Regions from separate parts of the Homo sapiens genome. Here region 2 is linked to region 1. A link is a contact called in ENCODE Hi-C or POLR2A ChIA-PET data. All regions are on one chromosome and are shown on one strand. The core of a region is the stretch at or near the end of the contact, and the rest is flanking DNA. Distances in the headings are between cores, read along the strand shown.

The links. A loop is a pair of places that touch in the nucleus more often than their neighbours do. ChIA-PET counts read pairs that join two places held with the same protein, here RNA polymerase II (POLR2A). Pooled maps may share reads with other maps.
Region 2: a map of mammary epithelial cell shows a loop between it and region 1 (14-fold over the local background). The contact joins the promoter of OR7A17 here to the promoter of ASF1B in region 1. A Hi-C loop is called at or near these places in 1 of 168 maps with a recorded cell type or tissue (mammary epithelial cell) and 7 of 50 pooled maps. POLR2A ChIA-PET finds 5 or more read pairs at or near these places in 1 of 52 experiments (HepG2).

What each region holds. Positions count from the first base shown.
Region 1 is chr19:14,134,224-14,138,857 of GRCh38, reverse strand. It overlaps ASF1B (anti-silencing function 1B histone chaperone), which reads left to right and starts at 2,269. Exons shown (of 4, transcript NM_018154.3): 1 at 2,269-2,510. The coding sequence starts at 2,402. It overlaps ADGRL1-AS1 (ADGRL1 antisense RNA 1), which reads right to left and starts at 1,706. Exons shown (of 3, transcript NR_045214.1): 1 at 1,635-1,706. RefSeq lists enhancers at 1,624-1,783, 1,280-1,906, 1,984-2,123 and a silencer at 2,454-2,503.
Region 2 is chr19:14,883,870-14,888,503 of GRCh38, reverse strand. OR7A17 (olfactory receptor family 7 subfamily A member 17) reads left to right here and starts at 2,372. Exons shown (of 3, transcript NM_030901.2): 1 at 2,372-2,563. It also overlaps the pseudogene OR7A18P.

The DNA.
Region 1 (4,634 bases), core at 1,020-3,519:
GAGTCCTAGTGAGCCCACAGAGGTGACTGGGTAAGAAATACTAGTGCCTTGGCTCAGTGCTGTTCAGGCGTACGGCCTGTGAGTTTGAACACTGTCCAGAGCACCCTTAGAAAGGCCTCTCTGGGGAGAGGACATTTGAACAGAGACTTGAATGACAAGAAGGCATAAGCCATGCCAAGAGCCTAGGAGAAGAGGTTCTGGGCAGAGGCTTTGCACTGGGAGTGGCTTGTCAGAATTTTAACAAAAAGAGGGTTACTTAGCCTGGTTTGAAGTTGGAGCTGGGTGGTTAACAGGAGACAAAGCATAGAGTTTCAAAGACAATGCTCTCATCCGGAGAAGTGACCTGGTCAAATGTGTTTCTGACCTTCGCTGTCCAGTAATACAGGAGCCACTTGTCACACGGGCTCAGGAGCACTCAACTGCGGCTATCAAGACAGCTAAACTGAACTTTCTTTTTTAAAATTTAATTTTAATTTTTAGAGACAGGGTCTCACTCTGACACTCAGGCTGGAGTGCAGTGGCTGGAGCATTCTGGGCTCAAGAGATCCTCCTGCCTCAGCTTCAGGAGTAGCAGACACTACAGGTATGCACTACCACACCTGGCTTATTCTTTTATTTTTTGTAGATATGAGGTCTTGTTATGTTGCCCAGGCTGATCTTGAACTCCTGGCCTCAAGAAATCCTCCATGACCAGCCTCTAAAATTACAAATAATAATAAAAAAAGATATGGCCGGGCACAGTGGCTCACGCCTGTAATCCCAGCACTCTGGAAGGCCGAGGCGGGCGGATCACTTGAGGTCAGGAGTTCGAGACCAGCCTGGCCAACATGGTGAAACCCCGTCTCTACTGAAAATACAGAAAAAAAATTAGCTGGTTGTGGTGGTGGGCACCTGTAATCCCAGCTACTCAGGAGGCTGAGGCAGGAGAATCGCTTGAACCCGGGAGGTAGAGGTTGCAGTGAGCCGAGATCGCGCCATTGCACTCCAGCCTGAGTGACAGCGCGAGATTCCATCTCAAAAAAAAAAAAGTGGCTTCCAAAAAATGTTAATTTTACACCTAATTTTGGTGCGCGGCTGGCATTATTTTTCCACTGGGCAGCACTGATCGCCCGTGGGGGCAGAGACTCTGAGACCTGGAGTCTCCCAGGCCGGGGGCGACGGCCCAGACGGGAGGCGGTGGAGAGAAGTTTCCGGATGTATTATGTGGTCATGAATCATGTCAGGGAATTGCCACGGCCCCCGTTGAATGGGGAGGCGCTGCCTCGGGCGCTGAGTAGCAGAGCCCGGACTCTGAACACTGGTCTGCCCCCGAACTGGAACTCCCATTTTCAGTACCGTCCGCTTGAAACCTCCCAAGAGCCCTCAAGGGGGCGAGAGAGGGATCCAAACCCCTCGGGGGCGAGAGCGGGATCCGAACCCCTCGGGGGCGAGAGCGGGATCCGAACCCCTCGGGGGCGAGAGCGGGATCCGAACCCCTCGGGGGCGAAAGCGGGATCCGAACCCGGCCGGATTCCCGAGGTCTGAGCGCGCCTCGTGACCGCCACTCCGAACGTTCGCAACGTTCACAACGGACTCCCGCGCCGCTGGACCTCAAGGGTCAGGAGCCACTCAGAAAAGCTCCAGGAAACGCTCACCTGTTGACAGACGCTGAGGCCGCAAACGCTCCTCCTCTCTCTTCACACTCGCCAACACCGCGGTGGCGCTCGACTTCCGCTTCTCTCCAGCGAATCCCCAGCTGAGCCTCCTTCTGCTCCCGCCACCATTACCAATCCAGCCAATAAACTCTCAGAAAACCCTCTTTATCTCCGCCCCACTCCCTCCTGCCAATCACTTCGGGTGCGAGCACCGCCCTTCCCGCCTTCTTTAGCGAGCGCCGCGCGCCACCGCTCGGCGGGTGGCGGCGCTGCGCGCTGCGGGATGCATCTCCCGGAAAAGCGAGGCGAGGGGCGGGCCACGCCGGTGCGGGAACCCTCAGGATTGGCCAGAAGGAGGCCGGCGCTGTGACTCCGTCCATTCCCGCCGTTGACATCCAAGTCGGAGACGCTGGGGATTGGTTTCCAGCGGACACGCTAAGAAGCTTGGAGATAGTTTCGCCCTCCTCACACGCTGCGGAGAGGGAGCTCCGCTGATTGGTCCGAGGAGTCTGGGCGCGCGCCGATCGGCGCTCCAGGACTGGCTGAGGGGGTGCGCGCGCCGCCAGGGAGCGTTGGCGGTGATTGGCCAGAGGGCGGAGGCCGGCTATTTGAAGGCGGCGCGCGGACTAGGTGCGCACTTCAGTTCTCGGAGAGAAGAGGCGGGAGTGGACCTGGTCAGCCCTACCCCACTGACCCCACCGGACCCAGGCGCGGCCTCCGCCACAGCCACAGCCCCTGCCCCTGCTGCGGCGCGGCGAGGCGAGGCGATGGCCAAGGTGTCGGTGCTGAACGTGGCGGTCCTGGAGAACCCGAGCCCTTTCCACAGCCCCTTCCGGTTCGAGATCAGCTTCGAGTGCAGTGAAGCCCTGGCGGACGGTGAGGCTGGGCCTGTGCGGGGACCCCCACCCCCGGGCCGACCCCGGCCTCCCCTCAGAGAACCGCTCCCATGGCCAACTTGATCTCCCCCATGAAACCCCTCGTCCCCCTTCCGCCAACCCCGATCTCCCCCAGCCCGCCAGTCAACCGGATCTCCCGGTGGAGACCCCCCGCCACCAGCCAACACGGACCTCCCCGTGACCTCCTCCCCCACTGCCCGCCTTGACCTCCCGGGTGGAGACCCCCCGCCAGCTAACTCGGACCTCCCAGTGGCCTCTTCCCCCACTGCCCGCCCCGACCTCCCCATAGAGATTAACCCCCTCCAAGCCCCATTTCCCGCGTGGGGAACCTCATCCATCTTTTTTCTCTGGAGCTCTTCCTAGGTACCCGTTTTCATGGGGAGACCTTCTCGGCCTCCATTTCTTAACCCACGGAGATCTTCAGCCACCGTGGTTTCCCTGTGGCAAGACCCCCGCTTCAACCACCCACCCATTTTTGCCCACTTATTCCCTCTTTCCTGTAGTGAGATACTCACACCTCCCATTTTCCCTCTGGAGACCCCCAATATCCAGCCCCTTCCCATTTTCCCCGGGGGAAATCCCAGCCATCTCCTATTTTCCCTATGGAGACCTCTCACCCAAGCTCCTCTCTCCTTGCCGTGAAGACCCTCCCCTCCAGTAACCTTTTTTTCCTGTGAAAACCCCTCAACCCCTTTTCAGGACCTCTCTCAACCCCATCTTCCCATTTGTGTCCCACCAGTCCCCTCCCCAACCTGCCAATATTTCAATAACCCCACGCCCACCAGTTGCTGCCGCTTTTCTGCCCCAATGCACATACCCTGGAACCTGGTTTCTCTCCTTCGTTGGGGCCCAACCCCCCTATGCTTGAGCTCTCCCTGGGAAAGGATGCTACCGTCTTTGAGGGGAACTTTGTCTCCCCAGCTCCCCTTCCCCACCTTTCTCTGTGGGCTTGGATAAACACACTGAGATCCGAGGGGTGGCATAGCCAGGCAGGCATTAGCTAGTTCTCCAGGTTTGCCCACCCGTTTCCAGCTGAGTTACTGCAGCAATTTTTCTGTCACTTTTTCTTTCTTCTTCTTCCTCTTCTTTTTTTTTTTTTTTTTTTTGAGACAGTCTCACTCTGTTGCCCAGGCTGGAGTGCAATGGCACGATCTCGGCTCACTGCAACCTCCACCTCCCGAGTTCAAGCGATTCTTCTGCCTCAGCCTCCCGAGTAGCTGGGACTACAGGCGCCTGTCACCACGCCCAGCTAATTTTAGTATTTTTAGTGGAGGCAGCGTTTCACCATGTTAGCCAGGTTGGTCTCGAACTCCTGACCTCAAGTGATCCACCCGCCTTGGCCTCCCAAAGTGCTGGGATTACAGGCGTGAGCCACCGTGCCCCGTCTTCTTCTTTTTTTTTTTTAATATAGCTGGATAATCAGTGCCAAGCTCCCGTTGCTTTTGATGGTCTGACCTAGTCTGGGGGGTGGGTGGATTGGGCTGAGCTGTGACGGGCTCCAGCTTCAAACAGTCGGCTGGAGCTTGGAGGTCACAGCCTCCTGTACATCTTTTCCAAGGTGCTTCCGTAGATGTACTTATTAATCTGTGTGACTTAAAGGTGGGCATGGCTCTCATCTCACAGATGAGAAGACAGGAGCCACAAAACGCAAAAGACCTTTCAAGTCAAGGCCTGTACAAATCCAAAATCTAAGGTCACCTAGGGAGCCTTGGCACCACTAACAGGCAAGTCCTGCTTTCAGGAAGAAGTACTCCATTAGGCCATTTTTCTACTTGGTGGTTGAAAGAGAAAAGGCAGCAGCCGAGGAGGTGGTGATCTGGGGGCCTGTGAAGCCAGGATATGCTAACTAGTGCCTCTCGGGGGCAGGTAGGTGTTTTGCCCTCAAAGCTGGTCGCCTGGACTAGCTTGGAGCTGATAGAGTGAGATGTGGATGTGCTTTGGGTAGGCCAGTGGGTCTGTCTCTCCCCGGTCTCTCTCGCTCCTTTTTAAATTAAGGAGTCTACTTGTGGCTAACTATAGAATATGCCGAGTTAAATCCTTTCTGGAACAAGGCAGCGGGTAAATAAATAAATAAAGTGTAGAATGACGCTGTGGAATAAGATTT
Region 2 (4,634 bases), core at 1,123-3,622, 750 kb before region 1:
GTGGTAGTGTTCCCCCAGGCCCAGCTGTCTTTTCTTCTCTTTGTCTTGTCTCTTTATTTCTACAATCTATTGTCTCCACACACGAGGAGAAAAACCCACAGACCCTGTAGGGCTGGTCCCTACAGACATGAAAGTCTTTCATACTTCTGTTGAAATTAAATGTGTATAAATTTTATCTACAGTTTTCTCCATGTCTATTTTTGTATTTTTACCACATGCTATACTCTGGCAATGAGGAAGATAAGATTTCTATTAATAGTTGGAGTTTCCAGAAGAGCTGGAGAAATAAATTGACGCAACAAGAATTATCAGAATTACAGATATTCCCAAGATTAAAAGATAGCAGAGCAGGTTATAAGAGTCTAAAAATGAACATACTCATGCATGTATCTTGGTAATAGAATGATTTCTATTCCTTTGGATATTTACCCAGTAGTGGCATTGCTGGATCAAATGGTATTTCTGGTTCTAGATCTTTGAGGAATCACTACACTGTCTTCCACACTGGTTGAACTAATTTGCATTCCCACTAACAGTGTAAAAACATTCTTATTTCTCTGCAACCTTGCCAGCATCTGTTTCTTGACTTTTTAATCATTGCCATTCTGACTGGCATGAGATGGTATCTCATTGTGGTTTTGATTTGCATTTCTATAATGATCAATGATATTGAGCTTTTTTTCATATGTTTGTTGGCCACAGGAATGTCTTCTTTTGAGAAGTGTCTGTTCATGTCAAAGACATAGAATCAACCCAAATGCCCACCAGTGATAGACTGGATAAAGAAAATGTGGTACATATACCCCATGAAATACTATGCAGCCATAAAAAGGAACAAGTTCATGTCTTTTGCAGGAACGTGGATGAAGCTGGAAGCCATTACCCTCAGCAAACTAACGCAGAAACAGAAAATCAAATACCACATGCACTCACTTATAAGTGGGACCTGATCAATGAGAACATATAGACATAAGGAGGGGAACAACACACACTGAGCCCTGTTGGGGGGTGGGGTGGGGGGGAGGGAGAACCTTAGGAAAACTAGCTAATGCCTGTGGGGCTTAATACCTAGGTGATGGATTGATAGGTGCAGCAAACCACCATGGCACACGTTTACCTATGTAGCAAACCTGCACATCCTGCATATGTACCCCAGAACATAAAATAAAATAAAAGGAGTCTAAACATTTTTAATGTGAATTTTTGGAGCCAGGCAGAGGAGGACAGAGAAGATGTCCCTGAGTATAATAAAGCAGACGTGGAAGGACACTCATGCAATCTCCTCCCCGTGTGGACCCCTGGAAGCAGGTGTCCCTTCATGATCACAAATTTCTGTCTCCGAGAAGCAAGGCATGTCCTTTCCCAAGAAACTTTTCCAGAATCACAAACTTTTCCTACTCTTTGCAGGGATGAATGTATTTCTGCAGACTGTGATGGCCTATGACCACTTTGTGGCCATCTGTCACCCCCTGCACTACAGGGTCATCATGAATCCTGGGATCTTTGGACTGTGGGTTCTGGTGTCCTGGAGCATGAGTGCCCTGAATTCCTCACTGCAAAGCAGAATGTGTTGCAGCTGTCCTTCTGCACAAACTTGGAAATCCCCCCATTTTTTTCTGTGAACTTAATCAGTTGATCCTGCTTGCCTGTTCTAACACTTTTTTTTTTTTTTTTAGTGAGATGGAGTTTTGTTCTTATTACCCAGGCTGGAGAGAAATGGCGCCATATTGGCTCACTGCAACCTCCACCTCCCGGGTTCAAGCAATTCTCCTGCCTCAGCCTCCTGCATAGCTGGGATTACAGGCAACTGCCACCACACCCGGCTAATGTTTTTGCACTCCAGCTCAGGTGATACAACAAGACTCCATCTCAAAAAAATATATATATGAAATTCTAATGTTTTGGCAAAAGCAACATGAAGCCAAGAAATGTAGTACCCATGGTTTTATATGAACAGAACACAGTTCATCTCCTTGCAAAGGTAAATTGCCATTTTCTGGATATGTCAAGAGCTGAGTTTCCATCACAAGCCAGTGCTTTGGAGACTCAAGGGACCTAGTCAAGACAGGTTCCTCAGTTTAGACTTTGGAGGAAATTTTCACTGAAGGCTGGGAGAAGGTGCTAGGAGAATGGGACTCTGGAAGCCAAGGAAGTCCACGGGGAAGGAGTAATAAAGCCTGGATACACCTCACTTTTAACATAGTGTCTTGGGAATAGACGATACAGAAAAAAAAAACAACAATGACATTTGTTTCAGTGCAGGGCAACGTCCCCCAGGAAACTGATGTGTTCAGAGTTGGAATAACAGGAGGAAAGGTATCTAATCAGCAGATATACGAAGCCATAAATATCTCCTCTGCTGCAGTCCCTCAGCATATGCAACCTTGGGCTGGAAATGACATGGTGGTTTCATTTGGAGTCCTTAGTCTGGCTCAAGTATAGATGATGCTTCAACTTTTCCTGATGCCTTGTCTTGAGACAGAGATTCCATCTCCACCATCAACCTGCTAGAGAGGAATTTACACTTCTCCATGGAGACCTTCCTTTCAGAAAACTCAGTAGGGTAAGTCCCAGAGCCCAGTGGGTACTGTAGGAAAGGTCAGGAAGAACAAGAGCCGTGAATATTAACCTGAGGTCACCTGAGAGCCAATCATTTCCTCCAGCTTTGTTCCTTTTGCTTAGAAATGTCTTGGCTATACGGGCTATTTTTTGGTTCTATATGAAATTTAAAGTAGTTTTTGTAACTCTGTAAAGAAAGTCAATGTTAGCTTGATGGGGATAGCATTGAATCTATAAATTACTTTGGGCAGTATGGCCATTTTCAAGATATTGATTCTTCCTTTCCATGAGCATGGAATGTTTTTCCATTTGTTTGTGTCCTCTCTTATTTCCTTGAGCTGTGGTTTGTAGTTCTCCTTGAAGAAGTCCTTCACATCCCTTGTAGGTTATATTCCTAGGTATTTTATTCTCTTTGTAGCAATTGTGAATGGGAGTTCACTCATGATTTGGCTCTCTGTCTATTATTGCTGTATAGGAATGCTTGTGATTTTTGCACATTGATTTTGTATCCTGAGATTTTGCTGAAGTTGCTTATCAGCTTAAGGAGATTTTGGGCTGAGACGATGGGGTTTCCTAAATATACAATCATGTCATCTGCAAACAGAGACAATTTGACTTCCTCTCTTTGTATTTGAATACCCTTTACTTCCTTCTCTTGCCTGATTGCCCTGGCCAGAACTTCCAACACTATGTTGAATAGGAGTGGTGAGAGAGGGCACACTTGTCTTGTGCCAGTTTTCAAAGGGAATGCTTCCAGCTTTTGCCTATTCAGTATGATATTGGCTGTGGGTATGTCATAAATAGCTCTGATTATTTTGAGTTATGTTCCATCAATACCTAGTTTACTGAGAGTTTTTAGCATGAAGGGGAGTTGAATTTTATCGGAGGACTTTTCTGCATCTATTGAGATAATCATGTAGTTTTTGTCATTGGTTCTATTTATGTGATGGATTACATTTATTGATTTGCATATGTTGAACCAGCCTGGCATCCCAGGGATGAAGCCGACTTGATGATGCTGGATAAGCTTTTTGATGTGCTGCTGGATTCAGTTTGCCAGTATTTTACTGAGGATTTTCACATTGATGTTCATCAGGGATATTGGCCTGAAATTTTCTCTTTTTTTGTTGTGTCTCTGCCAGGTTTTGGTATCAGGATGATGCTGGCCTCATAAATTGAGCTGGGGAGGAGTCCCTCTTTTTCCATTGTTTGAAATCGTTTCAGAAGGAGTGATACCAGGTCCTCTCTGTACCTCCGGCAGAATTCAGCTGTGAAACTGACTGGTCCTGGGCCTCTTTTTGGTTGGTAGGCTATTAATTACTGCCTCAATTTCAGAACTTGTTATTGGTCTATTTAGGGATTTGACTTCTTCCTGGTTTAGTCTTGAGAGGGTGTATGTGTCCAGGAATTTATCCATTTCTTCTAGATTTTCTAGCTTATTTGCATAGAGGTGTTTATAGTATTCTCTGATGGGAGTTTGTATTTCTTTGGGATCGTTAACTTTTTTGGTTTACTTTTTAGAGCCTGGTTCTCACTATGATGCCCCGGCTGTTCTCAAAATCCTGGCTTCAGGTGACCTCCCTACTCAGCCTCCCAAAGCACTGGGATTACAGCTGTGATCCAATTATATTGCCCTCCTCATTGACTGTTAATGAAATATTTAAGGAAACATTTTTGGTCATAAAAAGTTTTAACTTTTATTTACCTAAAAATATGTCTACTTTCTTAGTTTTTTTTCTTGCGTTAGTTAAAATACTTTGTCTACACTAAGATCTTATATGTAGTTATCTATGTATTCGTCTAACATATATTGCTGACTTTTACACTGAGGTCTTTAAATCTGCTAATTCTTTGTAAAATGTGAGTCGGGAGACACACTTCATTTTCTCCCAGGTAGATAGCTATTTATTTCTGCTTTTATTCAACAATCTGGTCTTTTGCAACTAAATTGGATTGCAATCTTGTCATATTTTAATACCCATATATACTAGGACTTACTTCCTGACTTATTCAATAAGTCGAGAGTATCTTCTATGTGCCAGAACATTTTAGAAACATTGTGTATTATATAATTT